Linked DNA regions of Mus musculus: all the other regions are linked to region 3. The links are chromatin loops, found by intact Hi-C in ENCODE. Cell type or tissue: heart. All regions are shown on one strand. Each heading gives the region's core, and the rest is flanking DNA. Links, peaks and the distances in the headings are about the cores only.

The links. Hi-C counts contacts between places; a loop is a spot of excess contacts. Peaks named below come from ENCODE experiments on the same cell type or tissue, not always from the same donor. Only the 100,000 strongest peaks of a DNase experiment are listed, where the experiment ranks them.
Region 1: a loop joins it to region 3, with 3 times the contacts of the local background. A loop is called at or near these places in 11 of 42 quality-filtered maps.
Region 2: a loop joins it to region 3, with 2.1 times the contacts of the local background. A loop is called at or near these places in 6 of 42 quality-filtered maps.

Annotation. Positions count from the first base shown.
Region 1 is chr19:37,166,042-37,177,075 of GRCm38, reverse strand. It overlaps Cpeb3 (cytoplasmic polyadenylation element binding protein 3), which reads left to right. Exons shown (of 11, transcript NM_001290827.1): 2 at 2,091-3,109. The coding sequence starts at 2,102. It overlaps A330032B11Rik (RIKEN cDNA A330032B11 gene), which reads right to left and starts at 3,233. Exons shown (of 3, transcript NR_045329.1): 1 at 3,043-3,233; 2 at 1,000-1,061. In heart, for the core only: a CTCF peak has its summit at 5,957 (motif pointing right); DNase peaks (open chromatin) are centred at 1,885, 2,015, 2,705 and 2,945; H3K4me3 peaks cover 3,835 bases; H3K27ac peaks cover 3,791 bases.
Region 2 is chr19:37,126,936-37,137,969 of GRCm38, reverse strand. The region is part of intron 3 of Cpeb3 (cytoplasmic polyadenylation element binding protein 3); the gene reads left to right. Among named protein-coding and RNA genes, the nearest start is that of A330032B11Rik, 41 kb to the left of the region's middle. In heart, for the core only: no CTCF peak of the experiment used is centred there; a DNase peak (open chromatin) is centred at 6,079.
Region 3 is chr19:37,073,151-37,084,184 of GRCm38, reverse strand. All of the region lies in intron 7 of Cpeb3 (cytoplasmic polyadenylation element binding protein 3), which reads left to right. Among named protein-coding and RNA genes, the nearest start is that of A330032B11Rik, 95 kb to the left of the region's middle. In heart, for the core only: a CTCF peak has its summit at 2,532 (motif pointing left); DNase peaks (open chromatin) are centred at 5,384, 5,884, 6,754 and 9,294; H3K27ac peaks cover 585 bases.

The sequences.
Region 1 (11,034 bases), core at 1,186-9,185, 93 kb before region 3:
GGTTTTTTTTTTTTTTTTTTTTTTTTTTTTTAGGAGAGGGGAAGAGAGGAATAAAAAGGAAAGTAAGGCGGCTGAGAGAAGTGGTGTTTCCTGAAGCTCACTATGCTCTTCGTATATAAAACTTTGAAAGATGGTATCTGTTAAGTACTTTAATCATAGCTTTAATAAAAAAAGAACTGTGAATCCAACTTCTTGTCTGTTATCCTTTGTGTAATAGTTAAGAGCGATACCACCTCCATTTTAAGAGTTGTTATTTTGAATAGTCCAAAGGCAGAACTGTTGTGTGTGTGTCTGAATGCCCTTTACAAATGTCCCAAGGAAGATGCTTCTCCAGTATATGAGTTAATTAACTATATTAAATATATTAATAACTTTATTGCAATTATACTGAATCATCATCTAAAAATAATTATATGTTTGGTCATAGCTCCTTTAAAATTTCAAAATATTTGTTTGCAAGGTCTCAGCCCTGTAATATTCAGATATTTAAAGCAATTAAACATATTCTGAGACAAGCTCATTCAATGATAACTACATGCATGGAAATCTCTTGGTTTTGAATGATTACTGTTTTCACCCTTGAGTAAGAAAACAGGTTGTATGACATAGGTGAATATAGCCCTGCTATGTGAAGTGGAAAATACCATACACTCCTTATATGGCTAAATGAAGCAGTGAGGGTAATGCACTATAATTACAATGTATGAGAATTTGGGACTTTGTACTCCTCTATTTTTAACAGTTGCTAGCATATGGTAATTCAGGGTCGTCAAACCATAGTCTTTCATTGCTAATACTAGTGATAAAAGAATGGATTCTAAATTTGCCAGTCTTGTGACCGAGGCAGCAGCAGGAGGATTCAAAAATGAAAATCTGGCAACCCCAGAATTATCTTGACTGTCTACTTAAATCTCAGATGCATTTTTAAAGTCCCGCCCCCTCTCCATCTCACAGACTCCCTCCCCTCCCCTCCTCACTCCCCACCTTCCTCCCTCTGACCTCAAATCCAAGCAGAAGCATTTCTCCACTCTGCAGAGAATTTCTCAGGCTCCCGTAGAGACCTGAAATGCCAAGAAGCCAGTAAATCACTTGGGCGGCAGAACTGGAGAGGAGAAAATCGGAGAATAAGCAGAAAACCCACAATCCTTAGAGTAATAAGAAGCAAACACTTCTAAACGTTTCAGTAGGTTTTTTTCTTTTCTTTTACTTCTTTTCTTTTCTTTCTTTCTTTTTTTAAAGTCAGGTTTCTTATATACCAGGCTGGACTCGAACTGGCTAAATAGTTAAGCCTGACCTTGAATTTTTGATCCTTCTGCCTCTCCCTCAGAGTACTAGGATTTCAAGCATGCGCCACCACGCCCGGCGATTTTCATTTTTCTAAAAACTGAGGTTTCTTTTATATTAAAACGTCTCCTAACAAAATGGAGTAGCTGCCGCTACGGAGAGGCCAGAGAATGATTGTGCAGCTGAGTTCTTCCAACAAATGCCAAAGATTTTGTCTCTCGAGGTTCGCTGCAGCCAAATGAAACAATCATCCGAGGCAAGAAGGCAGTTTGCTAATCAAGAGGGCTAAGTCGGCTTAAAAAATGGTTTCTAAGTGCTCCAGCTGGGGAAGGGGGAAAGAGGGTCGTGTACCAAGTCTTTTTAACCTTGCTGAAGGACGCAGCACTATTTATTGACGTATGCAAATAACTGGGGGAGGGTGGTGCTTGGGAAAAAACAGGAACCAGAATCAGTTTCTCATTGCAGGGTGAACGCTCTGAGTTCCGGTGAAGGGAAAAGAGACGTGGCGAAATTGCTGTCTTTCTGTCTTATAAGCACATCTCTCACTAACACAGAAAAGGGGCCGAGACGTCAGAAAGGGTGAAGACGCTCTCACAGTATTTTTAGAGACCTTGCTCGATCCCTCCAGCTCCCCCCACCCCCCTCCCAGCCCGACTTGTTCTTCTAAATGCGAGATTATGGATTTGCATTGCAATTGGCTAGTGGCGGTGGCACTGGATTTTCGCAAGTAAAACACCCGCCCGCTTCAGTGAGGGGCATTCATGATCACACTGACAATAACGCATCTCTCTTTCTTCCCGTTTCAGCTGCGCAAACCATGCAGGATGATTTACTGATGGACAAAAGCAAAACCCAGCCCCAGTCTCAGCAGCAGCAGCGGCAGCAGCAGCAGCAGCAGCAACAGCTCCAGCCCGAGCCCGGCGCAGCTGAAGCCCCGTCCACGCCCCTCTCCTCAGAGATCCCCAAGCCCGAAGACAGTAGCGCAGTGCCGGCCCTCAGCCCCGCCTCGGCTCCGCCAGCCCCCAACGGCCCCGACAAGATGCAGATGGAGTCGCCGCTCCTGCCGGGCTTGAGTTTCCATCAGCCCCCTCAGCAGCCGCCGCCGCCGCAGGAGCCCACGGCGCCCGGAGCGTCGCTGTCGCCGTCCTTCGGCAGCACCTGGTCCACAGGCACTACAAACGCGGTGGAGGACAGCTTCTTCCAGGGGATCACCCCAGTCAACGGGACCATGCTCTTCCAAAACTTCCCGCACCACGTCAACCCGGTCTTCGGAGGCACCTTCTCGCCGCAGATCGGCCTGGCGCAGACCCAGCACCATCAGCAGCCTCCACCGCCCGCGCCGCAGCCGCCGCAGCCCGCGCAGCCCCCGCAGGCGCAGCCCTCGCAGCAACGCCGCTCGCCCGCCAGCCCCAGCCAGGCGCCCTATGCGCAGAGGAGCGCCGCTGCCTACGGCCACCAGCCCATCATGACCAGCAAGCCGTCCTCATCCTCGGCGGTCGCGGCTGCTGCGGCCGCGGCCGCTGCCTCTTCGGCCTCGTCCAGCTGGAACACGCACCAGAGCGTGAACGCCGCCTGGAGTGCTCCGTCCAACCCGTGGGGTGGCCTGCAGGCGGGCCGAGACCCTCGCCGCGCGGTCGGCGTGGGCGTGGGTGTAGGTGTGGGGGTACCCTCCCCGCTTAACCCCATCTCGCCGCTCAAAAAGCCCTTCTCCAGCAATGTGATCGCTCCACCCAAGTTCCCTCGTGCAGCCCCGCTCACCTCCAAGTCCTGGATGGAGGATAACGCTTTCCGGACCGATAATGGTAACAATCTGTTGCCTTTTCAGGTAAAGTCCCTGTGCTCTTGCACACTCCTTCTTCTCGCATGTTTCTCCCCTCTTCCTAGTTATTTTAATTGGTCCACTCGCTGTTATTTAGAAGGCACAGCAAATTCCAGCACCCTCCAAATCCTCTGGTTCACCGGGTCCATTCCATCCAATCTGGGTGGGGGTGGGGGCGAAGTTGAGTGGACATTGTGACTGCTTGAGGGTAGGAAAGGGCTTTTTTCCCCCAGTTCATTTCCTCCTTCACTGTGCTTGTGCTTTTTATTTTGGCCTTCTTTGACAAATTAAGCCGCAAGTGTATAGTCAGGTGCGGGAGTAGTCCCAGGAGGAGTAGGCTGAGATTCCTATCATTTTAAGTAGCTACACATTTTCAGGTTACGCAATACTAGGCTCAAGGTGCGGACCAAAAGCCATTCACGCCCAAATCACCCTGGTTTGTTAACAGCCTTTGAGTGGTGCTATTTCAAATAGTTGCCTATGCCCAACTAAACTAATGTGAACCCATGTGTTTATGTCTAAGGTGCTGGAATCATTAATAATCAGCATATTGCCCTGGCAGGAAAATTACGAGTGTGAGAATCCAATGAATACCCGGAACTATAAGGGATCGAAGTGGAAAGAGTGGAAATTTTAGGGAGAACTAGTCCCATGTTACTTAAAAGAAGGTTTAAAAAAAATTTTTCCCCCAGAGGAGAGAGACAATAGGACACGACCTTCAGAGCCATATTGCAATGGAGTCTATTTGCTAACTAGCACTGAAATATTTAAAGCTGCAGTGTCCTTCACCAGTTGGGTTATTTAAGACAATGCAGATCAATTACACCATTTGAAACTGGGCAAAGTGAAAGTCTTGCAACTTTAATGAAAAATGAGTCTTGTCCCTCGGTATTAAATGCCAATGAAAAATCCAGGAAGTGCCCCGGACGAAAAGATTGAATGGACAAAGTGTCCTTGTTTCTGTTGCTTTTTCATGTGGTCTGTAGCCACAGCAGTAGACAGGATCCTGGGCCTTTGGATCAGAAAGGGGAACTGAGTGTGTGTGTTCATTGGGAACCTTTGCTGTCTAATAGGCACTTACCCTGGGCCTGTGAAGTGATTTGGCCATAAGCTTCCCTACAAGAGAAAGGCTGGGTGTGGTGGTTACAGCTTGTAGTTCACCACCAAGGCTGGACGATGAGATTGGGACTTCCAGCTCGGTCTGTGTTTCTTACAAGATCTTGTCTCAAAAAGGAAAGAAAAGGAATCCTTCGGCCCCCGCTGACAGACGCTAGCCTGGCAGTTTGACAGAGGTTGAAGGCTCTCAACCTGGCACAGATGGAGCCGTCAGTTTGCTGGTTTTTACCTTTCCGATGTTTGGGGGGTGGGTTGTATCATTTCGAAGGAAATGGGATTATTGAAAGGATGTCTCTGGGCTAGAGCCAGAATTTTTGTTTTGAACAGTTGAAGGAGACCCATGAAAGCTCTAAATTGTGTTTAGGAGAGTTTTGTTGTTTGGGTTTGGGTTTTTCTGGGTGGTGCTCAGGCTGGTACCTAGTTCCTGCTCATGTTGAACACACTCTTAGTCCTAAGTAGAGGCTGCAGTGAGCAAGGCTCTCACATGCTTTCAGAAGGGTCCTCCAGGAACAGGGCATTTGAATAGTAAGGCACAGTTTTAGATGAGCTCCTGCTGATTGCTGAGGATGACCTTCAACTCCCGAGCCTCCTGCCTCCACCTCCTGGGCTGCAGACTCCTGCTACCACTTTCATATCTTGCTTCTTTCCATTCTAAAGTTGATTTTCATGACTGGGATTAGTTCTGTAGGCAGAGGGAGGTGAGCAGGACAGGTTCTGCTGTAGTTGGTACTTGGAAGGAGGGGCTGCTGCCTTGACAGTTTCTCTTTTTATTCTGAGGCTTTCTATCCAAACCCATTCAGAAAAGATAATCCAAATTCCTTTTTAATGTTTAAAGGATTTGTGAATGTGTGTGTCTGTGTCTGTCTGTGTGTGTGTGTGTGTGTGTGTGTGTGTGTGAGAGAGAGAGAGAGAGAGAGAGAGATGGATGCCTGGTGCATGTTTGGTGATCAGAGGAAAACCTTATGGAATCCATTCTCTCCTTCACCTTTATGTGGGCTCTGGCATCAAACTCTGACTTTTTTAAGGCAAGGCTAGTATCATCTACATAGTGAAATCCAGGACAGCTAGGGCTGCACAGAGAAACCCTGTCTGAGAAAGCAAAACAAAACAAAACAAAACAGGAAAGAAAAAGAAAGTCCAGGGGGAGAGGAGGAAGAGAAGGAAGAAGTTGGAAAGAATATAATCCAAAATTTTGGAGAGGGGTCTGAGATATAGCTTTGTTGCTAAAGTGTTTGCCATAAAAACATATGTGGACTTGAATTTTGGTCTGAAGCATCCACATTAAAAAACCCTGAGTTTTCATAGAGGAAGACGATGCCACTGACCTCTGGCCTCTACATATGTTTGAAAATACACCCTCTCCCCTTCCCTCCCTCCCTCCCTCCCTCCCTCCCTCCCTCTTCACCAATCCCTTGTATGGAGCACCAGTAGCATGAGGATTGCTAGTGTTTCTCAACAAATCCTTTGCCAAATCCTTTGCCAATGATGCTTCTAAGGCAAAACATAATTGTACTTTGCACTTTTTTGTTGTTGTGATAGATGGAAATATTATTGAGTGGGCAAAATGATTGAATCATTTGATTAAAAGTAAACATTTTTTGTTTGGCTTCAAGAAAAATTATATGTACTCTGTGTCTCATTTCTATTTCTTATTTAAAACAGTTCTTTAGGGTCTTTTTTTTTTTAGATTTTTAAATTATTATTTATTTGTATTTGTCTGTGAGAGTATGTGCTGTGTATGTGCAGGTACCTGCCTAGGCCAGATGAGGGCATCTGATTCCCTAAAGCTGGAATTATGTTCAGTAACCTTCAGATGTGGGTGTTGGGAATTGAACCTGGATTCTGGAAGAATAGTAAGTGCTCTCACCCACTGCATCTCTCCAGTTAGACCTTTATGGCTTTTAAGTAGCATTGTACTGAGTGGTGCATACCTGTATTCAGTCAAAAGAGGTTGAGGCAGGAGGATACTTTGGCCAACATTGTGAAAAGTCTGGGTTATGTTATTGTTGTTGTGTTGTGTTTTGTTTTGTTTTTGAAACAGGGTCTCTCTGCATAGATATTCCTGGCTGTCCTTGAACTCAGTACATAAAGTAGGCTGCCGTGAAACTCAGAGATCTGCTTGACTCTGCCTCCTGCATCCCAAGTGCTGGGATTAAAGGCATGTGCCATTATATCTGGCAAAAATTTGTTTGTTTGTTTGTTTGTTTGTTTGCTTTTCAAGACAGGTTTTCTCTGTGTAGCCCTGGCTTTCCTAGAAATGTTTTATAGACCAGGCTGTCTTCTAACTGAGAGACCTACCTCCCTCTGCCTCCCAAGTATTGAGATTAAAGGTGTTCCCCCACCTTAGCCTGGCAAAATCCTGTTTCTAAAAACAGTTTTAGATTCAAGGGTAGTAGCTCATCCCTGTAATTTTAGGACCCAGAGGGCTGATACAGGAGGATTACAATGAGTTTGAGGTCATCCTGAGCTATAGAGTAAGATAATGTCTCAATGCAACAAAACAGAAAATATAAGTAGAACCAGAAAAATAAATTGGTTGTGTTTTGGCTTATAAGTTTGCCAACATGGTTTATGTTGATAACTATGCTGACTATGTGTATAGCCTGTATGTCTGTCTGTATACTACCTCCATGCCCTTGGAAGCTAGAAGAGAGCATTGGATCCCCTAGGCCTGGAGTAACAGATGGTTGTGAATGACTGTGCCACTTCTGGGAATTGAACCCAAGTTCTGTGGAAGAGCAGCCAGTGCTCTTAACCACTGAGCCATTTCTCTAGCCCCTAATCAAATATGTTTAAAAAGCAAAGTATCTCAATTCTTAATGGGCAGAATTTCATGTTTGTGCATTTATTTAGATACTTTTTCTAGGGCTGTATGTATTTTGTTTCTTTAGATCGAAAAGGTTTTCTTTGTGTTTTGTTTTATGAAACAGTTTCACTATATAGCCCTGACTGTCCTAGATCCCACCAAAGTTCTCCTGTCTTTCTGCCTTTCAAAACCTGGGGTTAAAGGTATGTCCGACCATGTCTGTCTGGTTTTTGTTTTGCTGTTGTTTGGAGACAGTCTCACCATCAGCCAAGGTGGACCTGGAGCCCTCCCCCTTTCTGCTTCTTCCTTCTGAAGGCTGAGATTACAGGAATGCATCTCCGTACCTGGCCTAAATTGAAAGATTTAATTTATTGAATGCCAATTTCTAAAAGATTTTACCTTACTATGTGTACTGGCTAGTTTTGTGTCAACTTGACACAGCTGGAGTTATCACAGAGAAAGGAGCTTCAGTTGAGGAAATGCCTCCATGAGATACAACTGTAAGGCATTTTCTCAGTTAGTGATCAAGGGGGAAAGGCCCCTTGTGGGTGGGACCATCTCTGGGTCAGTAATCTTGGGTTCTATAAGAGAGCAGGCTGAGCAAGCCAGGGGAAGCAAGCCAGTAAAGAACACCCCTCCATGGCCTCTGCATCAGCTCCTGCTTGAGTTCCAGTCCTGACTTCCTTGGTGATGAACAGCAGTGTGGAAGTGTAAGCTGAATAAACCCTTTTCTCCCAACTTGCTTCTTGGTCATGATGTTTGTGCAGGAATAGAAACCCTGACTAAGACACTATGTATGTATGATGTATGTATGTATGTATGTATGTATGTAGGTAGGTAGGTAGGTAGGTTATTTTGATGTTTTCCAGGCAGAGTGTCTCTGTATAGCCCTGACTGTCCTGGAAGCCCCTCTGTAGACCAGGCTGGCTTCAAACTCACTGATCCACCTGCCTGTTCCTGGAATGAAAGTTGGATCCGCTGGAGCTATAGTTGAAGGTAGTTGTGAGCCACCTAACTCTTAGGTGCTGGGAATCAAACTTGGGTTCTTTGCAAGAGTAGTATGTGCTCTTAACCCCTGAAGCATCTCTCTTGACTCTATTTTCTCTCTTTCTTTCTTCCTTCCTTTCTTTCTTTCTTTCTTTCTTTCTTTCTTTCTTTCTTTCTTTCTTTCTTTCTTTTTTTTTTTGTAAGATTTACAGCCAGGCGGTGGTGGCACATGCCTTTAATCCCAGCACTCGGGAGGCAGAGGCAGGCAGATTTCTGAGTTCAAGGCCAGCCTGATCTACAAAGTGAGTTCCAGGACAGCCAGGGCTACACAGAGAAACTCTGTCTTGAAAAACAAAAAACAAAAAACAAAAAACAAAAGATTTAGTTATTTATTTTATGTATATGAGTACACTGTAGCTGTACAGATGGTAATGAGCCACCATGTGGTTGCTGGGAATTGAACTCAGGGCCTCTGCTAGCTCCAGCCCCTGCTTGCTCTGGTCCTGCTCACCCAAAGGTTTTTTATTTCTCATTACAGGTGGTTGTGAGCCACCATGTGGTTGCTGGGATTTGAACCCATGACCTCTGGAAGGGCAGTGGGTGCTCTTAACTGCTGAGCCATCTGACCAAACCTTGATTCTATTTTCTTTCTTTTTTTAAATTAAATTAAATTTTTTTTTTGTTTTCTTTGATTCTATTTTCAATTTTTAATTATTATTTTTTATTTTGAGATAGAGATGGACTATGTAGTCCAGGCTGTCCTGAATCTCCCTTTATAGCTTAGGTTGGCCTTCAACTCATGGGGACCATCTGCCTCAGCCCCTAGAGTGCTTGGGTTACAAAATGTGAGTCACCAGGTATGGTTCTTTAATTTCTATTCTTTTTAACAGACTCCTTGTGTGAAAAGAGACTTTCAGTATCTTATATAGTGTGTTTATTTGCAAGACAGGGTTTTTTAATAGTGCAGAATGGCTTCAAACTTGCTTATATAGCCAAGGGTGACCAGGAACCTTCTGTCTCAGCTTCCGGAATGCTGGCTTCAGGCACATCATTTGGTTTGCAATTTTACTCCCCTCTCTTTTGACATTTCCTACCACCACAGTAACCATATTAGGTGGTTGTTTTGTAAAGCAATCACTGTTTCAGTGTGGCTTTCTAAACCACACGAGCCTTCTTATTCTAATAAATGTGATTGGTTTTCCTGCCTTGAGGTGGCTGCTGCCTTGGGGATTACTTATATCTAAAAGCTGTTTCATTTCTGTAAATAAGGTTCTGAGATGCGAGTGACGTCACTGGAGTCCTAGAACTCGAGCAATTTTATTGTGATGTATCTGTGACTTCCTGCAGTGCTGGAGCTGTCAGAGTTCATTTAAGTCAGGTTCTCTTTGAACTCCAAAGGGATGTTGTGATAGAACTATTTAATGAGGCTTATTTTGTGTGTGCATATGTGTTTGGGTATACTTGCTTATTCACAGGTTTGTTCACCCTCGTGTATGAATTTGGAGGCCAGAGGTCAATTTTTGGTGTCTTCCTCTATTTGCTGGTCACTTTAATTGTTGAGAACAGGGTCTTTCATTGAATATGACACTGTGCTAGACTAGATGGCCACTAAGCTACTCTGTAGCTGACTTCAGATGCACCAGATCTCATTACAGATGGTTGTGAGCCACCATGTGGTTGCTGGGATTGGAACTCGGGACCTTCAGAAGAGCACTCAGTGCTCTTACCCACTGAGCCATCTCACCAGCCCTAGGCTATGTCTTTTTTCTGCCTCTCTCCGTCCCACCTTTAACGTAGGTGCTGAACTCCTGTTGCTTTTCTCCCTGAGTCCCAGTCTCTGGGATTACAGGTGTGGACCGCCATCCTCAGGTTGGAGAGGAACGGGGTCTTGCCATTCAGTACAGTCTAGTCTCAAGTTTAAAGTTTTCCTACTTCACCTGGGGTTATAGGCAACTACAACCACTCTGGCTTTATTGAAGTTCTGTATTAGGTTGGCACATCTTGATGTGTCTTGTCAGCAGAGCTCAAGAACAGTAGGACCCTTCTTCTAAGGGAACTACACCCATGTACCACTCTGTGTTATGAGGTAGGAGAGCCTATGTATATGAAAGGGCTAGAACCAAGGTATTCTGTCTATGTGGTAAATTCATATTTGAACAACATCGTTGTCCAAGGAAGTTTAGAAGGGACTTTTGAAAGCATTTAATCTCTGACCATACTGTTCACTTTACAGAGTAGAAAATCAGGTTTCTATTATGTGACTTGCCCAAGTTCAGTTGGGTAGATTAGGTCAAAAGTAGGATTTGGATTCAACTCTGCATCACAATTATGTGAGCAGATTATGTGAATATTTCTTCACCTATAAAATGGAAATGATGAAGATTTATTTTGAGTTGGATTACTGTAATTGTTACTGTCATGATTATCAGTGTCTCTGTGTAAACATATTATAGTATAAATGGCCAGTGTTTCCACTTAGTGCCATCTATTGAATAACTCCAAAATTTTGTGATATTATTTATTCTTCTTTTCTGTTTGCTTAGGATTGTGTTGTCATAATAGGATGAGTGCATAAACACAATCTAAATATATCAAACTACCATATAATACCATGTATTCTTCTTTCCTATGATAGCATTCTCCCATATAATTCTATGTGTTCTTTTTTCTATGTGATAGTATTCTCATTATCAAAGCCTCTTGACCTGGTGTTCCAGTTGATAATGCAATATTTACCTATGGGCCAGGCCCTATGTCCATCATCTCACATGTAGCTTTTTTGAGGTGAAAGACTTTGTCTTCCTGATGTTGACTGGAAAATTCAGGGCCAGTTCATTTGTATTGTTTGCTCAAGATCTTATAAATAATAATTCATTAATTTGGGATTTGAAACCAGGTACTCTGCCCAGTTAGGTGCACACCTTTAATGACAGCACTCACAGAAGCATATAGATAGATCTCTGTGAGTCTGAGACCAGCTTGGTCTCCACAGTGAATTCCAGGATAGCCAGAACCTTGTCTC
Region 2 (11,034 bases), core at 1,933-9,932, 54 kb before region 3:
AAAAATAATAATATTCACAGATGGTTTGATTTTTTTAGACTCATTTCAGGCTACACTTGTCATTTGTCGCTGCCCTGAGAGCCTCCCTGATTATCCCCACATTAATTCCTCTTCTGTGTACCCTCCTGGCTTCCGGTCCCTTTTCTGGTCTGTCTTCTCTGCTCTGCTTATTTCTTTTCTTTGAGTCTGGGTCTTACTATGGAGTTCAGGCTATCCTGGAACAGACTGATCTTGGAACTCAGGACAACCCTCTTGTCCCATCTTCCTGAGTGCTAGGTAAACAACTAGGAGAGGCATTCAGATTATGGTCACTACATAATTTTTTAGAGTCTTATGTATGCTTGTAAAACAGGAGCTACTTGTGCCTCCTTGTGTACAGCGCTGGCATAGTGACAGAGGGTAGGAACTTATCACAGAGTAATGGAAATGCCTTTTCCATTCACATTACAGCCCCACTATCTCTGCAGCCTTTTCTTTACGAGCAAATATGAGATAATAGACTGCTTCACCATACATGATTTATGGCCCCACGAGTTGGGAGACCTTGAGTATGTACTTTATAGTTGAATATGGTTTCAACTTCCCAATTTTTCATATTCTACTGCATGGTTTTCTATAAACAGACTACTTCCCTGAGGTCAGTGACATCACTATGTCCCTGTGGTCAGTGACATCACTTGCACCTTTAAGAAAATATTTTGACACTGGGCATGGTGGTGCACATCATAATCTCAGCACTTGGGAAGCAGAGGCAGGAGGATGATACAAGCTCAAGGCCAGCCTGGGTTTATACATAACAAGTTCTAGGCACCTCAGAGCTCTGTAATGAGACTTGTCTCAAAAAACCACAAAGAACAACAAAGAAGGAGGAGGAGAAAAGAAAATGCTTAAGGTACTTTTAATTTTAAAGGGAAAGAAAATTGTCAGAATAGGAAGGTAATAATTAATACATAAACAGAATAAAAAGCCGGCTGGAGCGAGAGCGCAGTCTTAGTACTTGTCTTGTACCATGGTGGCCTGATCTCAGTCTCCAGAAGCTAGTAAAAGAGCTGGGTGTGCTAGCCTGTGCTCACAGTCCTGGCACTGGGAAGAGAGGCAGATCCCTGACACGCACTGGTCCATGGGCCTGGCCTGCCTGGTGAGCTTAAGGCCACCAGAGACCCATCTCAAAAACAAGTAAAAAACCAAAACCTCACCAAAAGCATGTGGATAGTACCTAAGGAAGGAGACCCGAGGTTGTCCTCTTGTTGGATCTCCACAATAGTGAATCCTCATGTTTGTGTACACACATGTATTTGCACACATGAACATGCATATACACATAAGTAACTAAAAGCACAAGAAACATTGGTGTAGTCATAGGTTTTTATTCTATTTCTATTTTCCATGGTAGTAAATACCCATGTTTCTCTCTGGGTTTTATAATTTATTGATAGAACTTAAGATTAGACTTTCCAGTTTTGCTCTACCCTAGGTAATACTGCTGTGAATAAGTTGCTTGAGGGACATTCATACTGACAGTCCATGGGTCCAAAGAGCATCAGGAGATAGATGACCTGTTGGGTGCCTACTGTGTGGCTTCTAGGAAATGCTTTGCCTGTGCCTCCTTAGATTCCTGGTCTTGATCTTTTCCCTCTTGAATGTGGGAACATTATTTGCAGATATCTGTGTCGGGAAGAGTTCTCAAAACTCAAGCAGAGTTGGGTTTTGGGGTGCTTATTTACACTGGTGTTATTTGTCTTAAAACTCAGTTTTCTTTTCTTCTATAGGGAAAAAAAACCCACATTCTTGCTTAACTCTATAAAAAAAAATCAAACAACGCATAGTAGAACAAAAAAAAAAAAAAAGGTAAAAAGTCTGCAGAAGGCTTAGTACCTAGACATAACATAGCAAAGGTATTTAGTAGTCTTTATTAAGAGGCTCCCAGGTGTTCTACATTTTCTATAGAGGAGATGAAGTTTCAAAACACAGCTTTTCTAACTTTGTAGTTGATCCAAACTAGATTCGAGTTCTTTATCTACCCTTAGTTGGCTAGTGAACTGGATATATTAGCCTATTTAAAGCCTCATAATTAAAATAAAACAGCATATAAAATAGATGGGGAGCCAGGCAGTGGTGGTGCACACCTTTAATCCCTGCACTCGGGAGGGAGAGGCAGGCGGATTTCTGAGTTAGAGGCCAGCCTGGTCTACAGAGTGAGTTCCAGGACAGCCAGGGCTACACAGAGAAACCCTGTCTCAAAAACCAAAAAAAAAAAAAAAAAAAAAAAAAAAAAAAAAAAGGGAAGATGAGTTCCCTAGCAAAGGAACTTTGCAGGTATCATGTGATTTTCTGTGAGGAGCATGGAATGCTTATTACTTGACCTCTGTAGTAAATTAAGCCATGCCAGTACAGATTTATTTCTTGACCAGACTACAGCTAAACATTGGCTGCAAATAGTTGTTTTTATTTTCCTTAAATAAGTAGTGATTATTGAGGGATAAACCATCATTTTCAAAAGCCACATGTAGGAGAAAGAAAAATAACCATTATTTGACTTTTTAAAACTGTACATCTGCATAGCATAGTTTTCTTAGTTACTGTTGTACTGTTGTAAGAGAAATCATGACCAAGGCAACTTATAAAAGAATGTATTTAATTGGGCAGTTAGCTACAGTTTCAGAGAGTGAGTTCCTGACCACTATGGCAGGCAAGCATGGAGCTAGAGCAGTAGGTGAGACTTAAACCTAAGTTTGAGTCAGAGGTTCAAAGAGACAGGGAGGAAAGAGAGGGAGAAGGGAGGGAGCGGGGAGACTGGGCCTGGTGTTAGGTTTTGAAACCTCAGCATCCAGCCCTAGTGACACATCTCCTCCAACAAGACGACCTCCTAATCTTTTCCAAAATAGTTCCACCAACTAGGTACCAAGCAGTCAAATAAGACATGAATTACTTCATGATATACTTAAAATGGACCTGGTGTATAATCACAGTGATAGTCATAGAGAAGATATCAGTATCTATTATTTAAGACATATTTAGTGAAAAATCATTTTATTCAAGCATTCTTTTTGTTGTTTTGGGTTTTTGTGTGCTTTGTTTGTTTGTTTTTCAAGGCAGGGTTTCTCTGTGAAGATCTGGCTGTCCTAGAACTTGCTCTGTAGATCAGGCTAGCCTTAAACTCAGAGATCTGTCTGCCTCTGTCTGGGATTAAAGATGTGCACCACCACTGCTCTGCTTTCAGTCATTTATTTATTTATTTTGTCTTTTTTTTATTTTTTTCGAGACAGGGTTTCTCTGTGTAGCCCTGGCTGTCCTGGAACTCACTCTGTAGACCAGGCCGGCCTCGAACTCAGAAATCCACCTTCCTCTGCCTCCCAAGTGCTGGGATTAAAGGCATGTGCCACCACTGCCCAGCTTCAGTCATTCTTTTAAGGGCTAGTGTGAGAGGACAGGAAGTTTAGGAAACAAGACGTCTGTTTCAGTAAATTACACCTCACAATTTTTCTGTTGTTTTTGTACTCTTCCTGGGTCAATCTTGATGTATCACAGAGCAATACCTTCTGTGCATATAAGTGTATATAGTGTATAAGTGTATATGGTAGAGCACTTGCTTTGTGTGCATGAAGCCCTTGCTTTGAATCCCTGCACACATAGCCTACAGGAAAAAAGAAAGGAGAATGGTACACTCTCACTGGGCCAATTCAGTCTGGCTGTAGCAGAGAGACAGAATAAGGGCTTGTGCTTTGCCCTTTATACACCCTTTGTATGAGAGACGTCTCAATCTGATGAGACAGAGGGTTTCAAGAAGAGACTGAAGGTGTGATACCACTACTCATGGGTTTCTAATGACAGAAATCCTTGGAAAACAGAGGTCGGGCGGTGGGAGGAAAAGAAGACTTCTAGTATTGGAAATAAGGGGAGCAATACTGTCTTTGTATAAGACTGTCTCCTGACTTGGAAACCTGTGGTCATTAGGCTTGATGGCTCTGTCACCTTCCCTACTATACTAAGTAAGGAAGCAGCAGCTATATCCTCTGTCTGGGAAAGCACCATATAGCAGGCAGGTGGCAAAAGAGGAAGGGATGGGCTTCCCTCATCCCATGTACCCTTACGCCTGCTCACTGGGGTGGTGCCTGATGAACTGTTTCTAGTATTTAAATTTTCTCTTCCTTTGTCATTCATGGAACCGAGATTTGAAAACTGAAAAGAGCAGGTGTTGTTTGAGAACCCAGACTGAGGCCTGCTTTTCAAAGGTATACCGAAAAAGTCTGAGGACAAAATAGCTCATTTCTGGTAATAGTGCCATAGCACATTTAAATCGACAGAATCTTAGAAGATATGAATGCCACCCATTTTCTGTTGTAGAGGCACTTTTCTGTATTCATTGTATTGAAATGGTACATGACAGAGACTTACACAAAATTGGTTCCCTTTGGGAATTTTTGCTTCCCTTGTTTTAGAAAAGAATTTTTCTTCTTTCCTCCAGAAGAAAATATGTGGCTTATTTAGTAGCTTGAATCACTACTTAGTTTTATTTCAATGTCAACTTCTTTAAGCCTATGTCAATTTGTCCTTTACACAGTTGTCCAATTCTGAGATATGCTTGTAGTTCAGTTTGCCAAGCGTCTTGAACCTCAGCTTGATTCCTAGCACCTAAAATGAAGAAAGACAGAAGACCCTACAAACTGCAAGGCGTGGTAGATTTTGACTCAGCAGTGACTGTTCCTCCATCCATTCGCAACCATTTCTTCTCTTTGAGGCTTAGTTGGTTACTTGCGCTGCCCTTGGACTCGTGCTCGGTAGAGATCCATCTCGCTTCAGCTTCCTTTGTAGCCGCAGCTAAAGGTGTGCATTTCCTTGCCTGATGCATTTTCAACATTTAGCAGTTATAGAAGGAAGGGTATACCTGGGTGCTAAGTTCTGAAATTCTAATTCAGTTGAGCTAATTAAGGAAACAAGGACAAAGGAGTTAAGAATTTATGGGAGCCACAATGTGACGGTAGCACATGTCTGCAGCCCTAGTTCCAGGAACGATGTGATTGGAGCCCAGAGTTCAGCCTGCCCTTCCAGGAGATAAAACAAAACAAAACAAAAACAAAAACTTGCGCAAAATTGTTCATTGACTTCAGTTCTGAGCCCATGGTTTTGCTTATTGGTTATTTGGAACAGATCTATAGTACTATAGTATAGTACCAGATTTTGCCATTACCGTGTAAAAGAAATTTAGTTTTTAAAAAAATAACTTATTTATCTGTTTTATTAGAGTTCACAACAGAACTTGTAGGAATCTGTTCTCTTTTCCCCTGGCGAGCGCCTCGGGTACCGAGCTGAGGTCATTGGGTTTAGTGGATCACTTCCCTGCTGATTCTCTCACCAGCCTCAACATCCCCTGCACCCCCTTTCTGTTGTTCCGAGGCAGGGTCTTGCTGTGGAGTCAACCTGCCTTAAACTCAAGTCTCTCCTATCTCAGCCTTTGAGACCACATCCAACTTCACTGGGTTTCTTTTGGTGGTTTTTTTTTACATATCATATTTTTATGCCTTGTGGTACTTTTTCTCTAGAAGTATATCTCTAACTTTATAGAGAAAATAGGTAGAAATCTGGTAGAATATTTTCTTGAAGCACTGACATTCGCTTTGTAGCTGTTTTGAGTACCTTTTAAGGGTAGTGGGTGATTAGAGAAAGATGTGTTAGTGTACTGAAGAAATGGCTTTCATAGTAGTAATCATGATTTAATAAAATTTCCAGCTTTTAATTTTAGACACATGAAACTATGGATTTAGTTGGGTTCTGAAATAAGGTAGATTTTAAAATATGAATAAATTGAATATATAAAGATGTGATTTTTTTTTCCTTTCTAAATAAACAAATGTAACTCCATTCTCCACCATTGGTCTCCATCCTGACTCTTGTCGGTTATGTCCTGAGATGTGGGCAAATTGGGGCAATCTTAGATTTATTTCCATATCTGCATTTAACTTAGTAAGACCAAGGATGCCCTCCGGCTTTTGAAACCTTACACTTTACACTATACTTAAAAGATAGCTAGCTGACAAGAACACTTTAAAAATAGCAGACTCCTGGACAGGTGACAGAATGTCACACTGGCAGCACCAGACTGCAGAAACAGAATCACCAGATGTCACACACTTGCTTCTGTTTTCACAGCTGATTCAACAGCAGCATTTGTTGGACAAAATGAAGCAAAAAGAAATGGCCTTGTCTGAGTTGAGCATCAGGCTTTTCTCTGCCATTACACATTTTCTCTCCCAAATCCTTTAAAAAGAGTTAAAGCTTGGCTGTACATTGCACTAAGAAAAGACTATGCAATGGTTGCATGCTTCATGCATGTCCTCCATACTAAAAGAGATACATAAACACTGACTATGTTTGTCTTTAGTGATCTTATTTTCCACATATCCTAATTTTTATTCAATGAAAATAGATTACACTTTATATTCTAAGCACTATAGCTTAAGATAAAGAAGAGTTAACCTAAATATTCATATGTAACTTTACAAACATACACACACACCGTTCTATTTATCAGGAAACTTAGATTATATTTTGGTGATTGATTCTAGGGATCTAGCATTGGCACAGAGCTTTTCACAAGGTTTATGTTCCTGTTTATCCAAAATTCATTGAAAAAAAAATTAGGCAGAAGTCCAGGAATGATAAAAACTACAGGGCTTTTCTTGTAATAGTGATGCCTTCCACCTGCAAGACACTGTCGGAGCCTATTATTGTTCTGTTTCTTAAGAAAGACAGTTGCAAGTATCCAGTGAGGGCAGGCAATGATAACCCCCTTTTCAAGGTGAGATTTTCTAACTCCTTAGGAAAGAGCCCAAAGGGACATGTAGCTGTGCTCAAACTCAGGCTAAAAGGGCAACATCCCCAGAAAACAGAAAAATTATTTGATCAGGAAATTTACCCCTGTGCCTATGTGCTCGAGGCTCTTTCCCAGTTTCTTTTCTATACGTTTCAGTGTCTCTGTTTTCATGTGGAGGTCCTTGATCTACTTGGACTTGAACTTTATACAAGGAGATAAGAATGGATCAATTCTCATTCTTCTACATGCTAACTGCCAGTTGAGCCAGCACCATTTGTTGAAAATGCTGTCTTTTTTTCCACTGGATAGGTTTAGCTGCTTTGTCAAAGATCAAGTGACCATATGTGTGTGTGTTCACAATAGCTTATGCTGTAAGATCAAGAATTGACAAATGGGACCTCATAAAATTGCAAAGCTTCTGTAAGGCAAAGGACACTCTCAATAGCAACCAACAGATTGGGAAAAGATCTTTACCAATCCTACATTTGATATATATCCAATATATACAAAGAACTCAAGTTAGACTCCAGAGAACCAAATAACCCTATTAAAAAAATGGGGTACAGAGCTAAACAAAGAATTCTCAATTGTGGAATACCAAATGGCCAAGAAGCACCTAAAGAAATGTTCAACATCCTTAGTCATCAGGGAAATGCAAATCAAAACAACCCTGAGATTCTACCTCACACCAGTCAGAATGGTTAAGATAAAAAACTCAGGGGACATTAGTTGCTGGCAAGGATATGGAGAAAGAGGAACACTCTTCCATTGCTGGTGGGATTGCAAGTTGGTGTGACCACTCTGGAAATCAGTTTGGAGGTTCCTCAGAAAATCAGACATATTACCACCTGGTGACTCAGGTTATACCACTCCTGGGCATATACCCAGAAGATGCTCCAATATATAACAAAGGCCACATGCTCCACTAAGTTCATAGCAGCCTTATTTATAATAGCCAGAAACTGGAAAGAACCCAGATGTCTCTCAACAGAGGGATGGATACAGAAAATGTGTTATATTTATACAATGGAGTACTACTTAGCTATTAAAAACAATGAATTCATGAAATTCTTAGGCAAATGAATGGAACTAGAAAATATCATCCTGAGTGAGGTAATCCAGTCATAAAAGAACACACATGGTATGTGCTCACTGATAAGTAGATAATAGCCCAAAAGCTCAGAATATCCAAAATAAAATTCACAGACCACATGAAGCTCGAGAAGAAGGAAGACCAAAGTGTGTTAGAAGGGGGAACAGAATACTCACAGGAGGAAATCGAGACAGTGCAGAGCAGAGAGTGAAGGATAGGCCATCCAGATACTGTCCCACCTGGGGACCCATCCCATATACAGTTACCAAACCCAGACACTATTGTGGATGCCAACAAGTGCTTGCTGACAGAAACCTGATATAGTTGTCTCCTGAGAGGCTGTGCCAGAGCCTGACATATACAGAAGTGGATGCTCACAGCCATCCATTGGACTGAGCAGAAGTTCCCCAATGGAGGAGGTAGAGAAAGGACCCAAGGAGCTGAAGGGGTTTGCAACCCTATAGGAGGAACAACAATATGAACCAACCAGTACTCCCAGAGCTCCCAGGGACTAAACTATCAACCAAAGAGTACACATGGATGGACCCATGGCTCCAGCCACATATGTAGCAGAGGATGGCCTTGTGGGACATCAATGGTAGGAGAGGCCATTGGTCCTGTAAAGGCTCGATGCCCCAGTATAGGGGAATGCCATGACAGGGAGGTAGGTGGGTTAGTGAGCAAGGGGAGGGGGGATTGGATAGGGGGTGTTTCAGAAGGGAAACGAGGAAAGGAAAATAAAGAAAATATCTAAAAATAGAAAGAAAAGTTATTTGATGCAGTAAAGCTTGAAAATTTTTTTACAGGAATTAAACTGGATGAAGATCAACTAAAATTGAGTTTATTTTGATGTTCTTGACAAATCCTTTTTATTGTAGTAATATTAAGGTCCATTTGATGCCTTTTAAGGACCCATCCTGTCCTCTGAATAGTCACTAAAGACTGAAGAGGTCCTGCTTTTCAAGTTTTGTTTAAACAGGGTTTCACTGTGTAACTCTGACTGGCTTAAAATTCACAGATTTTCTTCTGTGCACTATGTCTGACTTTTTCCTGGTACTGTTTGTTTTTTGTTTGTTTGTTTGGTTGGTTTTTGAGATGGCTTCACTGTGCAGCTCAGGCAGGCCTTGAGCTTGTGGGTTTTTTGTTTTGTTTTGTTTTTTCTTTTTTTGGTTTTTCGAGACCGGGTTTCTCTGTATACCCCTGGCTGTCCTGGAACTCACTCTGTAGACCAGGCTGGCCTTGAACTCAGAAATCTGCCTGCCTCTGCCTCCCAAGTGCTGGGATTAAAGGCGTGCGCTACCACACCTAGTGATCTTGTGATTTTTATTTTGCCTCTGTCTCCTGTGTGCTGAGGTTATCAATGCATGCCATTATCTAAGTAAAGAGATTTTATATTTCCTTAAGTTCTAATGGACAGTGAGTGTGAAGTCTTGATAAGAGTTTATGTAGACTTCAGCAACTGGCTGTTGTGGTTAATACCCTAAAACACGATGAAGCGGAATTAGAGGATATCACTTTTAGTTTTCATGAATGCTAGTTTTGGTGTAAAGAACATTGACTTAATTGAGACCAGAATGTAAATTCTCTTATTGAGTCAAGGTTGTCATTGTAACAAATGTTTGTGAGTAGTTTTTGATCTAGGTGGTGGTAGCAGGAAGCACTGCATGTGATACAGACTCTGTCAGAGACCCTAAACTGACCTAGGAATTAGAAAACCATAGAAGTCTTATGGGACAGCCACAAATAGAATTAGAAGAAATGTGTCGTCAATAGTGGGATACGTTTTAAACTCCTAGTAATTAACTTGTAGCTAATATCAACTAGTTTTTTCTACAGAAACCATATATTTAGGAATGTTTCCTTTATCATTTGTTGACAATTGCATTGATTTTTTTCCATTCTTTTACACACACACACACACACACACACACACAAATAAAAGTAGTGAAGTTGAATGAGGACTTTAGTTGTTTTTTTTTTTTTTTTTTCATTTTCCCCTGGTATTGAGCTTGGTAATGTGATGTTTGCCTCCAGTCCCCAGAAACAGAGTTTAATACCAAGTCAAAACTGGCCCTTTGACCATTATATGTAAAACTGTATCTGTTGTAAAACAAAGCAAAAACCTTGAAACCTTTATCTTTAGCTTTATACATACTATACTTCCCCAACTATGACTGACATTTTAAGGCAGTGGCTATAAAATAAAATGAACATGTTTTTAGGGCTATAGGAATATCTCAGTGGTAGAGTACATGTCTAAAAGTAACTCTCGAATTACAGAGTCAAATACATAGAAATCATGCCTAGTTTATTTTAATATCTTTTTGACTGTTTTTTTTTTTTTTTTTTTTTTTTTGAAACAGGGTATTACTCTTGTCTCCCAAGTTCTTAGATTACAGGTGTGATCCACCATACCTGGCTTTACTGATACCTATTTTGTTGAAGAAATTGGTCAAGAAATCTTACATAGTACATTTTCCTCCTATACAAGACTCTCTGAGTTTAATTTTTATTTTTGCTACATCCATTTTATCTCTGATAATGACAAAAAGCAGCAGATGCCTACGTCTGTCATCTTCACCCCTGCACCCCTTCCTCTGTGCCTCTGAACCCTTCCTTCTGTGCCTCTGCCTCTCATCCTACCCACCCCATCCCCCACGGCTCTCACTCTTTACCCTAGTGCATCATCTGTTTATGACCTTACAGATCAGTGGTTCCGTCTTTGTAAAGGACTACTGAGTAAATATTTTAGGGTGCACAGGACACAGGCCTCTGTTGCCTCTTTGCTTTAGTTCAGTCTCACAGCTCATTAAAAATAAAAAAATAAAAATTCTTGATCTCAGAGGTATGCAAAATAGGAAATCAACTGATGTGGTCAGAAGTTTCAATTCCCATATTATTCATAAAGATGACAATCTGGAAAGTCACATTTGTCACAGAGTAGTTAGTTGTGGGTCAAGGCATGGTGGTACGTGCTTTTAATTTCAGTGCTTGTGGGAGGCAAAGACAGGCGAATCTCTGTGAGTTAGAGGCTAGCCTGGTGTATGTGGTAAGCTCTAGATCAGCTAGGGCTACATTGTCATAAAAGAAAAACACAGCAGCCCACCATAGAGACCAACCCCAGAAACAG
Region 3 (11,034 bases), core at 1,651-9,650:
TTCTAGGCATTCAAAAGAGATTGCTGTGGGATGTATAAAATCCTGACCTCTGGAGATAGGTAGACTCTAAGCAAGCAAGTGAAAGATCTGTATGACAAGAACTTCAAGTCTCTGAAGAAAGAGATTGAAGATCTCAGAAGATAGAAAGATCTCCCATGCTCATGGATTGGCAGGATGAATATAGTAAAAATGGACATCTTGCTGAAAGCAATGTATAGATTCAGTGCAATCCTCATCAAAATCCCAACTCAATTCTTCACAGAGTTAGAAAGAGCAATTTGCACATTCATTTGGAATAACAGAAAACCCAGGATAGTGAAAACTTTTCTCAACAATAAAAGAACTTCTGGGGAAATCACCATCCCTGACCTCAAGTTGTATTACAGAGCAATAGTGATAAAAAGTGCATGGTACTGGTACAGAGACAGGCAGGTGGATCAATGGAATAGAATTGAAGACCCAGAAATGAATCCACACACCTATGGTCACTTGATCTTTGACAAAGGAGCTAAACCCATCCAGTGGAAAAAAGACAGCATTTTTAACAAATGGTGCTGGCTCAACTGGCAGTCTGCATGTAGAAGAATGCAAATCAATCCATTCTTATCTCCTTGTACAAAGCTCAAGTCCAAGTGGATCAAGGACCTGCACATGAAACCAGATACACTGAAACTAATAGAAGAGAAAGTGGGGAAGTGCTCGAACACAGAGGCATAGAGGAAAATTTCCTAAACAGAACACCAATGGCTTATGCTCTAAAATCAAAAATACACAAATGGGACCTCACAAAATTGCAAAGCTTCTGTAAGGCAAAGGACACTACATCTAATAGAGGGTTAATATCCAATATATACAAAGAACTCAAGATGTTAGACTCCAGATCACCAAATAATCCTATTAAAAAATGGAGGACAGAGCTAAACAAAGAATTCTCAACTAAGGAATACCGAATGGCCAAGAAGAAATATTCAACATCTTTAGACATCAGGGAAATGCAAATCAAAACAACCCTGAGATTCTACCTCACACCAGTCAGAATGGCTAAGATCAAAAACTCAGGGGACAGCGATGCTGGCAAGGATGTGGAGAAAGAGGAACACTCCTCCATTGCAAGTTAGTACAACCATTCTGGAAATCAGTTTGGCGGTTTCTCAGAAAATCATAGTATTATCTGAGGACCCAGCTATACCACTCCTGGGTATATATCCAGAAGATGCTCCAATATATATCAAAGGACACATGTTCCACTAAGTTCATAGCAGCCTTATTTATAATAGCCAGAAGCTGGAAAGAACCCAGATGTCCCTCAACAGAGGAATGGATACAGAAAATGTGCTACATTTATACAATGGAGTACTGCTCAGCTATAAAAAAAAACAATGAATTCATGAAATTCTTAGGCAAATGGATGGAACTAGAAAATATCATCCCGAGTAAGGTAACCCAGTCACAAAAGAACACACATGGTATGTGCTCACTGATAAGTAGATAATAGCCCAAAAGCTCAGAATACCCAAAATAAAATTCACAGACCACATAAAGCTCAAGAAGAAGGAAGACCAAAGTGTCTTAGAAGGGTAACAAAGTACTCACAGGAGGAAATACAGAGACAGTGCAGAGCAGAGAGTGAAGGAAAGGCCATCCAGAGACTGTCCCACCTGGGGAATCCATCCCATATACAGTTACCAAACCCAGACACTATTGTGGATGCCAATAAGTGCTTGCTGACAGGACCCTGATATAGCTGTCTCCTGAGAAGCTCTGCCAGAGCCTGACATATCCAGAAGCGGATGCTTGCAGCTAAACATCGGACTGAGCACGGAGTCCCTAATGGAGGAATTAAAGGACTGAAGGAGCTAAAAGGGTTTGTAACCTCATAGGAAGAACAACAATATCAACCAACCAGACCTCCCCTCCCCCCAGAGCTCCCAGGGACTAAACCACCAACCAAAGAGTACTCATGGCTCCAGCCGTATATGTAGCAGAGGATGGCCTTGTTGGGCATCAATGGCAGGAGCGGTCCTGTGAAAGCTCGATGCCCCAGTGTAGGAGAATGCCAGAGCGGGGAGGCGGGAATGGGTGGCTAGGTGAGGGAGCACCTTCATAAAAGCAGGGGGGATGAGATAGGGGGTTTCCCGGGGTGGGGTGGGGACTAGGAAAGCTCACCTACACAGAGATACTTCCTCCAACAAAGCCACACCTCCTAATAATGCCATTCCTCACGAGCCAAGCATATTCAAACCACACATATGCCTTCATGTCGTTTCTTATGCTTAAACAACAACAACAAAAAATCGCAGATGAATATTCTACATGGTACTCAGGTATCAGTGAAGGATTGTGTGAGCAGAGGAGTGGTTTTCTTAGTAAGACCTAGGATACTAGCAGTGAGATATTACAAGAATAGGGGGAAAGGGCTGGCAAAATGCCTCAGCGGGTAAGAGCACTGACTGCTCTTCCGAAGGTTCTGAGTCCAAATCCCACAACCACTTGCTGGCTCACAACCACTTACGAGATCTGACGCCATCTTCTGGCGTGTCTGAAGAAAGCTACAGTGTACTTTTGTATAATAATAAATAAATCTTTGGGCTGGAGTGAATGCAGCCGACCAGAGCAAGCAGAGGTCCTAAAAATTCAATTCTCAACAACAACATGAAGGCTCACAACCATCTGTACAGCTATAGTGTACTCATATACATAAAATAAATAAATATTAAAATTTAAAAAAAAGAATGGGGGGTTGTAGTTCTGTTGATGGAGCTGATGGTGGTGGTCACAGTGGCAGTAGGCTCAATGGCAGGGTGTGCTGACATTCCTTCCATTAATGTAAATGAAGAAAATACCTAATAATAATAAAAAAAATAATAATAATGGTATGCTAGTTGGCATTGTTGATCAGAGGGAGAATCAGGCTGGTGTGTTGGAAGTTTGATTTAGAGTTTGGTTTGTCCTCATATCTGATCTGAGAAGAAATCCCTAATGGGTACTTGGTTCACAGTCAGGCCATGGGGAGCAGAGACAGGGGTTGGAAGTGCGTGTGTCTCGAGTCATCTTTTTTGAGAAGGGAGAGGAAAATGAAGAGCAGATAAGTAGAGTTCATAGCAACAGTTACTAAGACCATGAACTAGAGATAGCTGTGGCCTTCTTGTCGAATCCCTGGCATTATAACTTCCCAATAAGTGGACAGAGCAGTAGAACCAGAACAGGACAATCTGGCTTTCATTGAGCAAGTGTCGCTTTATGAGCAGCAGGAATGATGGTGCCTCCTCAGCAGAACTCATCGTCAGCATCTTTGTTTCCTCGTAGGATTGCTTTAGCTGCGTACACCTATCTGTCTGTACACAGGGCCAGTAGCATAACAGCTGAGATCAGTCTGTGTTCACATTTCAATCTCATCTCCCCACAAGCATCCAATGACTTTTGTTGGCTGTTTCACGTATTCTATACCCTAATTTATTTGCTTGATGGCAATATAGCCCATTAGTAATAATACTTATGTTCATGTATTCTTGTCTGTATCCTTTTCTTTCAAGTTGTTTCCTTTGGGCTAAATTAGAACTACTTAACTAGAGATGAAGATCTTAATGACTCCGGATTTGATGTCACATGGTTTCCCAAAGCAACCGCTTTGTAAAGTTTATGCTAATTTGGACATCTGCACCAAGTTTTCTCTTTAGTTCCAAGTCGGATAAACGGCACATTGCAGCTGTGAACTCACCTTTTCGCTTCTTTGTTCAGCAAATAATGGACCTCTGCAGAAGCCAGGGCCACATTGGTATGAATCATGTACCTGAAGTGATTCAGTCTTTTTTTGATCCAGCCTGATTGGCTGAATCTTGGCTGCTTCCTGCCATCACTGCCCATCTTAGCAGAGTCTCATAGGGGAGCTTAGGGTGACCTTGAAGTCCTGATGGCTCTGAGGACTTATATTACAGATATACACTACTATGACCAGCCGGACTGTCTTGAACAGGACAGAAGAATCCTTTTAGAACACTGGTACTTCTTTTTGTCAGAAACTCTTCACCCAGGTTTCTGAATAGGCTCTCTTTCTTCCTTCAGGTCTCTGCTTAGATGTCACCTTAACAACAACAGTCATCCTAACGTCTATAGCTAAAGTAGCTGTCCCTCTGCCCTCTGCTTCCCCTCATAGTTCTTTCGTTCCTCATCCTACGTTTCTTTGAAGTACCTATCGTCTGCCTTGCAAACTAGAATGCAAGAGCCTGGTGTTTCTTCTTGTTTCACTCACTGCTCTGTACCGAGCACCTCCTACCCCTGGCACATTTGCCTCGAATAGTTTTTAAATGAATGAACTACAGCATTGCAGGTGATGAACAGTTTCATTCCTTGCTCAGAGAGTCAAAGCCCATCACATCCTAGAAATGGAAAGTTCCACCTTACCCAACCTTCATTTAAAGCTGAAATAGGAAGAAGAGAAATGTCTTTTTATTAGTGTGCAGTTTTTATTAGACTGACTTGAACCTGGAATATCGATAGTTGGTGTTATTTTACCTAGTAAATAAAGGAAGTGAATTTTTAAATTCATTCTTGCTTAGAAGGGAAAGCATGCTTAGGCTAAATAGCCTGGTCCTCTGTTGTTCTCACATAAGCTGGAGTCTTTCCAAAGAGCTGTCTTAAGCGTGTAGTAGGTCTGAGTTGTCTTTTGTCCATAGCTTACCTATAGGCTTCTGCCTCTGCTGCTACCTCATCACTTCTGTACCTGGGTGGGATGCTTTGTGATGGAGTTCTTTGCCTGGACCGAGCACAGACACTCAGGTGCTGGCTCAGCTCAGGGGCACGGCTGTAAGTGACTAGCAGAGTATAAGAGGAGCTTGGATATGAGCAGGTGGTGTGGAGGCTGTGGTAGGGGTGGCAGGGCAGCTCGGCGGTGTGTACTGGGAGCTAATCCTCCATTGCAGTCCTCTGCTGAGAGTCAGCTCAATTGTCCTCATGTTTCTATTTGAGTTCCAGAGAGGACATCTGATTAGTCCAGTTTATGTTTTAAGACTTGGCTATAACGTAAGTTATTCCCAAGGTAGAGCCCTGGATTTCATGACTGCTATAAAGGAAAAGCTTGGTCGTAACTTCCTTGAGCACAGAGCTGTGAATATTCCATCTGGGAAGATAACTTGGCCCAATAACGTAGTGGTAGATATTCAGTATAACCTCTCAGTATCTTCTGGAGAATGTCTCTCGTCCAAAGTTGCTGCCTCTGGAGCTATAAAAATGTCTCCCCACCCTGGACTTTTTCTCCTTTCTGCACAAAGCAACTTCTCCTGATATGGCTCTAATCTAACCTCTTAGGAAGGAATGGAACCTATAGGACCACACAGAGAATCTAGCCAGAGAGAGTACTTTGCCATTGTTGGCAGAGGCTTCCGGGCAAACACAAGGGCAGGAGCCAGCCTCAGATATTGGGCAAGAGATAGCTATGTACTTCTGAAACCCTGCAGAATCTGAGATGCCAGCAATGGAGGAGGCTGTAATCCACAGCTTACTTGGGTAGCTGGTACAAGCTTTCTCAGTCTGGGTCACAGGTCCAGGTGCACAGAAGTAGACACAGGCAGGCAGTGTAATACAGTGACTCAGGTGTAGACTCCCTTCCACTTTCAGAAAAGCCTGTGCATCTTAAAAAAAAAACATATATTTTTATTCTTTTTTATGTGTGTAGTTATTTTGCCTGTATGTGTTTCTGTGCTTGTATGTCCATGCATCATGTATGTCCTGGTGCCCTAAGAGGCCAGACAGTTGACAGCTGGTGTGTGGGTGCTTAGAATCAAACCCAGGTCATGTAAAAACATCAGCTCTTTAGCACAGAGCCATCTCCTGAGCACCAGAAGCTATGCTACTGAGCGGCTTTCAGCTGCAGTGCTGGAGTTCCCTGTGCTGCGCAGGCTGGCTTGCCTGCTGACCTTGTGACTCAGCCATGCAGTTGTGATGGTTTATGTAATGCCAGCATGACTTGTGAGCCTGGCAGAAGGCAGGCCACGTGGATTCAATCCACTTTGAACCAGCCAGCTAAGATAATACTGTTTGAGGGACAAGAAAGGGACAAACAGGTCGTTGAGTGACTATAGCAGGCTGGAGTGTGGCATCTATTTCATTTTCCTTCAATTGGTCTAAAATCTGACTTTGGAAAGACAGGTTTGCAAATGTTATTTTTCCCCTTGTAGATAATTTGAATGAAAATAAAATCTAGTCTCAGATTCCACGTTTTTACACCTTCTGGGTTATGTAAACATTAGTCAGGAAGCCTAATGAATTTAGCATGTATTTAATCTTTCACACTCTATAATACAATAAATACTTTGAGTAATATTCTTTTATTTTCCTTTCATAAATGTAGGTCTTGGCTGACAGTTCTAACACTCTGGTGAATTATGAATATATTTTAATATTTTATATACTTGCAGTTTTCATTCCAGGGAATGTTTTCTTGTGAAAACATTGAAACTGCACTGGACTGTAATGAGGTGATTTTTTTTTTTGTCTTGTCCTGCTTAGACAGATGGAGAAGCTTCTATTTTAACTTTTGAGACCATAGTACACTCCCACTTAGACTGTTGTATTAAACACCTGTCTTCTCAGCATTGTACTAAAGTCCAACTGGGAACTTGGTTTTTGTGAACCATTTACAATTTAGGGAGCTGTACTGGAAGGAGAACAGCATTCTGGGCATGTAAGCCACAGGACAAAGCCTGAGCAGCTACAGAAATAGAGACAGTGTGTCCGAACGAGGTCACAGTGGTACATGCTGTGCCTGGGCAGAGATGCTAGAAAAGGGCAGGTGCTTCATCCCGGGAAGCTGTAAGTACTCCTCATGAGGACTCTGCTTGGAAGCTGTAAGTACTCCTCATGAGGACTCTGCTTGGAAGCTGTAAGTACTCCTCATGAGGACTCTGCTTGGAAGCTGTAAGTACTCCTCGTGAGGACTCTGCTTGGAAGCTGTAAGTACTCCTCATGAGGACTCTGCTTGGAAGCTGTAAGTACTCCTCGTGAGGACTCTGCTTGGAAGCTGTAAGTACTCCTCGTGAGGACTCTGCTTGGAAGATAGCACCTGTCAGAAACAGAAATGAAATGCAAATTTGTCAGGTGAAAGAGAGAGGATGTTTCAGTTTTGGTCTGGACTTACTGTAGGATTTTAGTAGGACCAAGACTGAAAGTATGACCAAGAAAGAGTATATTAAGTAAAAGGATTGGAAATGGGAACATGGGGCTGGAGGAATGACTCAGTCGCTGAAGTGTTTGTCATGTAATCGTGAGGACCTGATACCTGTTCACAGAAACCACATCAAAGGTCAGGTGTGCCTCTTCTCCCAGCATGGGAAGGGGAAGACAAGCGGGTCCCTAGGGCTTGTTGGGCAGCCTGTTTAGTCCAGCCATCAAGCTTCAGGCCAGGAAGAGGTCACCCAAAGTTGACCTGTGTCTTGCACAAATGTATACACATGTGCACACACACACACATACATATAAACACATAGGCACACAGGCATGCATACTTACACCCATTCATGCCCACACGGGTGGGGAGAAGAGGAGGAGGAGAAATAGCTACGAGGAACTGTAAAAATTATTGATGCTAACAGTGAACCTGGGTTGTCTTCTAAAGAGAGTAGGTGCCCAGAGTCTTGAAGGGGAAACTGTTACAGAGAGAAAATGCATTGTCACTGAAATCAAGAACTAATCTGAGGATATTAAAGTCAGAGGAGAAAAGAATTTAGTGTCAGAGCTTAGGCCCGAGGACATGTGTCTGCTGAAAACACAGCTGGCCAATTGTTTGAGGGTGAAGGAAAAGCAACAAATATGTGGACAGATATCAGACATGGAGTCTCGGGAAGAGGTGCCAACAGTTACTAGCTGTTTGACATTTAGCATTGAGTAATTTAACCCCTGCCTGGCAGTGTACTCATCTGAGGTAGTGCCTCTCATTGGGTTTTTCAGATTAGATAAGACAGTACACACAAGCACTAACATAAGTCTTAGGACCAGTAGGTGTTAAATAATATGCCCTCCATGAAAATGTAGTACCTGGTAATAATAAAATCACCCAACTGGTTTGGTCAGTTCCTCCCAAACTCCCAACCTGGTCTCAGTTTTCCCTGGTCAGGTGCTTATTAGAACTGACAGTGACTTGAAGGGACAGGCTGGCAGGCTTCACAAGGCCCTCTTTATGATGAGAAAGTGTAGTTACATAAACAGCTTTAATGCTAACTCTCCACGTCATTGCCCCAGACTGCAGAAAGTGCTCCACCAAGTCTCCATTTCGGGCGTGCGTCTTCTCAGGCATCTTGCTTTCCTGTCACTTCCAGCCGCTCCCACCCCTGCTCACCCACAGCCAGCCTACAAGAAGCAGTTGTTGGTGTAGTAAGAAGCAGAAAATGGGCTGGAACTAATGTGTATTTCAGCTCCAGGAAGTAAATGTAGTCTGACTCCAAGTGGCACGTTTAGGAATCCAGGAAGGTGAGCAAGTGCATTTGCAGGGCCGTCTCTACATTTGAGCAGGGGCTGTGCACATGTGACATCTGCCTCAGAGTGTGCTTCTGATGTCTCTGTCATCTCTTGCTTACTGAAAGTAGTCTCTCATCTCTCCGTGAAGTTCAGTTTTTAAAAATATGTTTTAAACACTGACCCTTTGGATTGTTTGTTTGTTTGTTTTTTTCGGTTTTTCGAGACAGGGTTTCTCTGTGTAGCCCTGGCTGTCCTGTAACTCACTCTGTAGACCAGGCTGGCTTCGAACTCAGAAATCCACCTGCCTCTGCCTCCCAAGTGCTGGGATTAAAGGCGTGCGCCACCACGCCCGGCTTCTCCTTTGGATTTTTAATGCCGTTTCCTTTTTAAAGGACTTAATTTATTTTTTTCAATGTGTATGTTTGCGTGTGTGTGTCACATGTGTGCATATGGAAGTCACAAAAGACCTTGGAGCTGGAGTTGCAGGTGTGCTTGTGAGCCACCCTAGGTGCTGGAAACAGAACCCCAGTCCCTCTGGAAGAGCAGCAAGTGCTCTTAGCCACTGAGCCATCTCTCCATTCTCTAATACACTGTTTGTAGGCGAGAACTCTCTACTTGCCCCCATGACCTCACTGAATATTAATGGGTAGGTTCCTGTGCCTAGGGCACATAAGAGTTCAAGCCATTTTAGAGATGAGGTTTTCTAGTCCAACAGGAAAATAAATGGGAGTGCTAGGTCTTCAGTGCTCTAGGCAGCAGGCAGGGGATCGCTGGTGTGACTCATTCACGCCAACCCTGTGTTCTAACCCAGAGCTCACTTGCTCCTTTACACGTGAGTCTGCACTCGGCCTGTTCCTGCCGTGGCCTGCTCTCTTTCCTGAACTTGGAATGACCTCACTTCTTGGAAAAAAAAAATAGCCCTCTCCAGCTAGATCTGGCTTCTGCTCTGTAAGTTCTCTGGATTGGACAAATCTGCTGCAGTATTTCTTACTAGTGTTCTGTAGGACATAACCACACCACCATATTATCCATGAAAACAGTCATTGTTTACATCCTTATACACAGAAGATAGAAATCTTGGGTCTTTCAGGGCAGGGTCCTTCTTTGCTGCTATTCATCCTTGTAGAGCCAGTGCCTACCATCATGCTTTGCACCTCCTAGATATTTTTGGTTCTCTTGAAATGAATCCAAAGACAAACCTCCTGAGGCAAACCAGGTAAGTCCTATGACCTGAAATTCAAGGTCAGAGAGAATGTTTGAAACAGACTGGCTTATGTCATTAAAAAAAAAAAAGGTCTGAACCCAGGCAGCTCAGGCTGGCGGTGCCCTTCAGACTCCAGGAAGGGTATTGGTGGTTAAGCGCTTGGATTTTGAGGCGAGAGAGAGTTCTCTGCCTATCCAAGGCTTGGGCCTGTCTTTCTGAGGCTGCTCTGTCTTGATCAGAAGTCTGTATGTTGGTTGGTTACAATTTTATAAATACAAACCAGGACACAGCCCCACAACCTGGAATTTTTTTTCTCATTTGTGGCTATTACTTGAAACAAGTAAATCACCAATAGCATTTTAAAGGCAAGTACAGGCCAGGGCGCTCGGTCAGATGGCATGATTGCTTGGATTTAGAAAGTCTTTCTGGGCCTCCCAGGCCTGGCACCCATGGCCAGCTAGTTGGTGAGTGTATCCACCAGCTCTTGTAGGCTGTCTGATACTCCCAGTGAAAGGGCTGGAGTCTGAAGCAGGCCAAAGAAGCAGTCTAGGCTGAAAGGGAATGGTCCATGCTGTCTGCAGAGACCAAAGTCACAGAGAGTTGGCTTTGCTAAGGAGTCTGCTGTCCTGAATTGGAGAAAGGGACCCAGAAGATGGCCATCTTCAGACCTACTAATGGCAGGAAAGGGGTGAGCTGTTGAATATCATCATGACCCTTGTATGTGACATCTGGCCAGAAAGTCACAAAAACAACTACGTAAATGGGTAGAAGGAAGTGCCTGTTGTGAGAGGTGGCACTGATGTCCTCATGGGAGAGGAGGCCTCAGCACAGCTGGAGTTCTGTTCTTCTCCGCAGGCATTCCGTCAGAGAACAGCCAATCTAGCCTTTGTGCAGACTCAGTATATAGCCAAAGATAGCATCTAACTTCATATTTCTTAGAGACTTAACGAATTTATGTTATTTCCTGTGTCTTCCACTCACACACCATTTGAATCAGTTCTTTGAGGAAGAGATAGAATAGTTTTGCCTTACATCTCCTTGAAGGCATGGTCTGTGAACAAGCAATAACCAGTTCTTTGTAACTGCACAGCAGGGGCCAGCCATAAGACAGCCTGTTCTGACTGCAGAGAGGGAGCACTAGGAAACCTGCTTGGGTTGCCTCTAGTGTGGCTCAACCTAAATTCCTAGGTGATAGAACGCAAGAACTTGTCCTCTGTTGTTGTTGCTGCCAGGAACCATCTAAAAGTCATTCTCACATTAGAAAAAATGTTAGAGGTATGTTCTTAGTGATATTGTAATTAGCTTTATCTTCTGTTTACACGAGACAGTGTTGATAATGGGCAGCAGCAAGAGCTCCAGATGTGGCTTAGGTTTTAATTCCA